Linked DNA regions of Homo sapiens: region 1 is linked to region 2. Evidence: chromatin loops called from intact Hi-C (ENCODE). Cell type or tissue: B cell. All regions are shown on one strand.

Region 1 (2,500 bases), 150 kb before region 2:
TTAAAAAGGATTTAAAATAAATGTAGGTGCCACTGTCGGGGTTCCAAAATGCAGGTGACTTTTGATCCTCAAATGGTCACCTCCATTACACGGCAGTACTAAAAGGAGCTCAGAAAGGGGTAGCCCCTCACTGGAGTCACACAGCCTTTCAGGGGCAAATCGGGGAGTCTGACCTTTGGAGAGAGGGCGGAGGTCACACCCCTGCAGGTGGCAAGGGAGTGCGGCCCCTTTAAGAAAGCAAGTGCTTTCAAGAGGAGCCCCAGCTGGGGAGGGAGCAAGGGCAGGAGTGGGGCTTGTTGCCAGGGGCAACCAGTCGCCTAGCAACAGGCTTCCTCACTGCAAGCTCAGGGCCTGCAACTGGGGAAGGGGCTTTCTGACCTGGTCCTTCCCTGACTCCTGGGCCCTCCCCTGTTCACCCATCCTCTGTGGCACCCTGTTAGCCTGGCTCTGCAGGAGGAGTCCCTGTTCCCTGAACTTGCCACTCAATGTCACATCTCTGGTCTTTTGCCCAGGCTTTCTCACAGCAAACACGATTCTGTGTCCTGGTTCCTACTCTAGGACCCCCAAGGCTGGGTTCAGCCCTGGTCCTGCAGGGCTGAAGGTGTCTAAGCTGGCTCTGGGTCCCCCAGACTGGGGACTCCTCCCTTGGGGCTGGGGCTGGGATGGATTCTCTTGGAGACCCCAGCATCTCCTAGGGCTGGCTGGGGATGAGGTCACAGTGGCAGGGAGAGAGGAAATGAATGAATAAAAACAACTCTGTCTCACTCAGCAGCCCTTGGGCTACAGGAGGTGATCTCCAGCCTGGACAGTGGAGGGGTGCACAGGCCATGAGACGCCAGGTCAGGAAAACCCCCCAATTCTCCAGGATGGGAAGGGGGTGGAAGTTCCCTGGCTGGAATGACCCTGGGTCCTGGAAGTTCAGTTTGGCCCTGGGTTTGAGCACTGACTCTGCACTTTTTCATGGGGCAACTTCAGGTTGCCTAGACGTTCCCACTCTGGCCCTTGGTCTCCCTATGACACAAGCTATGACTTGCCCAAGGTTGTAAGGCCTGTGAGGTCTGGGGTGGGTGTGGATTCAAACCCAGCCTGACTCTTCCCACTTTAACTTCCATCCCTTGCAGATCCTCTACCTGTCCAAGGCTGTAACCGCAACTCACCCAGTCCTCCCATCTCCATAAAAGTCCCCACAGCCCTGCCAGCATCCCCCGCCTAAATAAGAGTGGGTCTTACCCAAAAATGCTCCCCAAAATACGACATCCTGATGGTCTCTGTGGAGACCCCTGCAGGCCCCGTCCAGTGCCTGTCTGAAGAGAGAGGCAAGTTTGAGCTACAGAGTCATTGCCAGTGTGGGCTTGGTGGGGGGAAAGTCCCTCCCTGTAGAGGAAGGAGAGAAAGGATGAAGGAGGAACTGAAAGCTCCAATGCTAAGAGCATGCCAGGACCCCTGAGATAATTCAGCCCCAGTGCTGGTCCCAAGTAGCTCCAGTAGAGGGGGACAGAACAAGACACAGATGCCCCCAATTCCACAGAGTCAGAACTGGACTAGGTGGAGGGACAAGAGCTGAGGGAGTCTAGATTGGAGGAGGGGGCATGGAATGTGGGGTTTTTAGGCATGTATAAGAGTTCATAGCAGTGGGTAGGAGCAGTGCTGGATGACCCCTAACCTTGACAGGAAAGCTCTGATCCACTTCACAGATGGGAAAACTGAGCCCTCCCCTCCCCCAGAGGGGAAGTCACTTGCCAAGATCACACAGCTAGGAAGGGACAGTAGATTTGCACTCTGGACTGGCTGAGCCCAGACCTGAGCTCTCAGCTCCACTCCAGGCAGCTCCTGCAGGAAAAGGGTTTGAAGAGAAATAGATGCAGGGGCTGTGATCAGCCACATGGGGGTTGGGGTCCCTGAAGTATCCCTGAGGGTCCCCTGGGATCTTCTGATTCCTCTAGGACAGTCCTCACCTTATGTACCCTCCTGGGAGTCAGAGCTCACTCCTCACTGTGATGACCCAGCTGGCATTGCTGCCCCCACGAGTCCCAACCCTGCCCTCAAAAGCCAGTGTTCACCTGGTGTCTGAGTCACTGTCCAGCTCCGTGCCTCAGTTTCCCCATCTGCAAAATAAGAAGGAATGCTTAGAAGGGATCTTGCCGGGGAGCCCCAGGTGTCTCTGCACAAGAGGCTGGGTCAGGCCGCCCGGCAGGGGACGGACAGGCAGTGTCCTTGGCATGTTCTAGAGGCCAGGCTTGTCACTGGAGCCTGCAGGCCTCATGCATAATTCATGACCCCACAGGCAGCTCGGTAGCAGCTGGGAGCCTCGTAGGAACAGTGGCAGGAGTGACAGGGACCCGTGACCACAGGATGGGGAAGCTCCCGGGGCCTCCCCAGGAAAGGACTGAGCAAGACCTTGGGCAAGGCTGCCCCTCTCTGTGCCTCAGTTTACCTAATCTTGAAAGTTAGTTTAGGCTAGAAGTGGTGGCTCACGCCTGTAATCCCAGCACTTTGGGGG
Region 2 (2,500 bases):
ATGATTGTGCCACTGCACTCCAGCCTGGGTGACCGACATAGCGAGACCCTGTCTTTAAAAAAACAAAAAACTATGGGCCAGGCGCGGTGGCTGACGCTTGTAATTCCAACACTTTGGGAGGCCAAGGCAGTGGATCACCTGAGGTTAGGAGTTCGAGACCAGCGTGGCCAACATGGTGAGACCCCCCCCCCCGCCACCCCCATCTGTACTAAAAACACAAAAAATCAGCCCGGTGTGGTGGTGCATGCCTGTAATCCCAGCTACTAGGGAGGCTGAGGCAGAAGAATCGTTTGAACCCGGGAGACAGAGGTTGCAGTGAGCCGCGATTGTGCCACTGCACTCCAGCCTGGGTGACAGAGGGAGATGCCCACTCAAAAAATAAAAATAAATAAAAATAAATAAAAATGCACAGGGGTAAGGGTAAATCAGAGCTGGTTAGCTGGTATTATCTAGGGGGCCTGGGAGCTCTTATGGGACAAGATTGAAGCCAGTTCCATGTCGTGTCAGCACAGGGCTCTTGGTCAGAAGGTTTTGGGGCGATTGGCCCCTTTAGGGGATACTCAGGAGGAGAAGCATGGTCTAGTGGGAGGTCAGATGTCAGCCAGGGTGGGCCGGAGTACTTCAGGGATAGAGGTACAACCTGGGAGGTGGACAAGAGGGAGAAGCTGGGCGTGACCCTGTAGGAGGGGCTCTTATCCAGCTGGCGTCAGGGCAGGTCACTGGGACTGCTTAGGGGCAGGAGCACAGGTGAGGGGCATGCGGGAGGCGGTGTCACCCATGGTGAGGCACCAGGGCAGGCTCATGTCTGGAGGGCATCTTGGAAGTAAGAGGGGTGGGCTGGGGGTGTGGGGGGCTGGGGAAAGGGCCACGTCGTGGGTCTAGAGGAGAGCCTGGTTAAAGAGCTTCTGGGTGGGACATTAGGGGCAGGGCCGTGCGGGCAGCAGTTCAGCCGGCAGAGGGCACAGGCGCGGGTATCTCAGGGTGGGAGCATGGCCTTGCAGGGCGGTGTCTGAGGGGCGGGAGCTGGATGTAAAACTATGCGGTCATTTTTCGGTGGGTGGAAAAATGGGAAGAACAGGCGTGGGCGTGGCCCAGCTCGGGGTCAGCTGCTGTGGGCGCGGCCAAGCACAGGGTTGTAGGTCAAGTAACGGGGCAGGGGCGGGGCTAGCGTAGCGTGGGAGGTGACAGGTGTGGGCACCCCGGTGTGGGCGTGGCCCGCAAATGCGGTGGGGACGGGGCCGTGGGCGGGGCATCACAGTAGGTGTGGCCTGTCTCACGTTCCGCCCCTCCCCACGCAGCACGCTGAGCGCCGACGCGGGTCCCGAGTGCTATGAGCTGCAGGTGTGCGTCAAGGACTACTGCTTCGCGCGCGAGGACCGCACGGTGGGGCTGGCCGTGCTGCAGCTGCGTGAGCTGGCCCAGCGCGGGAGCGCCGCCTGCTGGCTGCCGCTCGGCCGCCGCATCCACATGGACGACACGGGCCTCACGGTGCTGCGAATCCTCTCGCAGCGCAGCAACGACGAGGTGGCCAAGGAGTTCGTGAAGCTCAAGTCGGACACGCGCTCCGCCGAGGAGGGCGGTGCCGCGCCTGCGCCTTAGCGCGGGCGGTCGGCCGAGCGGCACTGCGCCTGCGCGGAGGGCGCTGGGCGGGGAGGGACGGGGCTTGCGCCTTGGTGGGACCTCCCCAGGGGCGGGGCTCGGGGGGCTCCACGCCAAGGGTGGGCTGCGCCTACGCCCTTGACTCAGCTTTCCCTTTTGGGGAATTAGGAATGGAGGATGCCCCGCCCTCTCGGGAGGCCACGCCCAAGGGCGCGACGAAGGAAGGAGCCACATCCCCAACTTGAGGCCACGCCCCCAGCACCTAGGGGGCATTTTGAGCTGGGATGGGGGAAACCTCGTCCCTATGGAGGAGGCCACATCCCGGGGCTCTGGTACCGGGAGGCACCACCTCATGTCCCCTGGAAAAGCCATAAGATGGGACCCAGACCCCTGGGACCCCAGACCAATTGCCAAGTATGGAAATCTCAGCTCCCTCGAGGGGGGGCCCTGGGCAAGGGGTAGGGCTCTCTGGAGCGCCCCTCTAGGTGGCCTGGGGACTGGAGGGACCAGGATGCTGGTTGGAGGGCCCCGGAATACCGGAGTCCCTTTAGATATTTGTGCAAAAAATAAATGGGGGGAGGGGGGAGGATGGGATTTCAAAAGCACATGCGCCCTTGGGCGCCCAAACCCTGGGGGCCGAGGGGACGGCTCTGGTTCCCCACGCTGCCCCTACTTCCCTTTGGGAGTTTGCCTCTCCCTCTCCCCCAACAAACCCAGTCCTCATATCATAGAGTTCAACACACCCATTTGACAGATGGCAAAACTGAGGCTTAAAGAGCTGCTTGAGACTTGGCCAAGGTTCCAGGTGCCATACCCTCTGTGCCCCTCCCTTAGGCCTGTGTGCCCCATGGAAGGGTGGGCTGAGATCGGGATGACCTGACACAGCTCCCTATTGCTGCTA

The links. Hi-C counts contacts between places; a loop is a spot of excess contacts. Peaks named below come from ENCODE experiments on the same cell type or tissue, not always from the same donor. Only the 100,000 strongest peaks of a DNase experiment are listed, where the experiment ranks them.
Region 1: a loop joins it to region 2, with 2.4 times the contacts of the local background. A loop is called at or near these places in 20 of 110 quality-filtered maps.

What each region holds. Positions count from the first base shown.
Region 1 is chr19:17,753,922-17,756,421 of GRCh38, reverse strand. FCHO1 (FCH and mu domain containing endocytic adaptor 1) reads right to left here. Exons shown (of 29, transcript NM_015122.3): 2 at 2,061-2,105; 3 at 1,741-1,830; 4 at 1,231-1,304. The coding sequence starts at 1,257. Among named protein-coding and RNA genes, the nearest start is that of FCHO1, 3.7 kb to the right of the region's middle. RefSeq lists enhancers at 1-175, 1,747-2,266, 2,267-2,500. In B cell, CTCF peaks have their summits at 1,151, 1,353 and 1,552; DNase peaks (open chromatin) are centred at 311 and 1,401; H3K4me3 peaks cover 1,374 bases; H3K27ac peaks cover 2,127 bases.
Region 2 is chr19:17,605,153-17,607,652 of GRCh38, reverse strand. UNC13A (unc-13 homolog A) reads left to right here. Exons shown (of 44, transcript NM_001080421.3): 44 at 1,299-2,500. The coding sequence ends at 1,599. Among named protein-coding and RNA genes, the nearest start is that of COLGALT1, 51 kb to the right of the region's middle. RefSeq lists silencers at 993-1,212, 1,583-1,842 and enhancers at 927-1,831, 1,832-2,500. In B cell, CTCF peaks have their summits at 1,234 and 1,443 (motif pointing left); a DNase peak (open chromatin) is centred at 1,322; H3K4me3 peaks cover 1,225 bases; H3K27ac peaks cover 492 bases; H3K27me3 peaks cover 277 bases.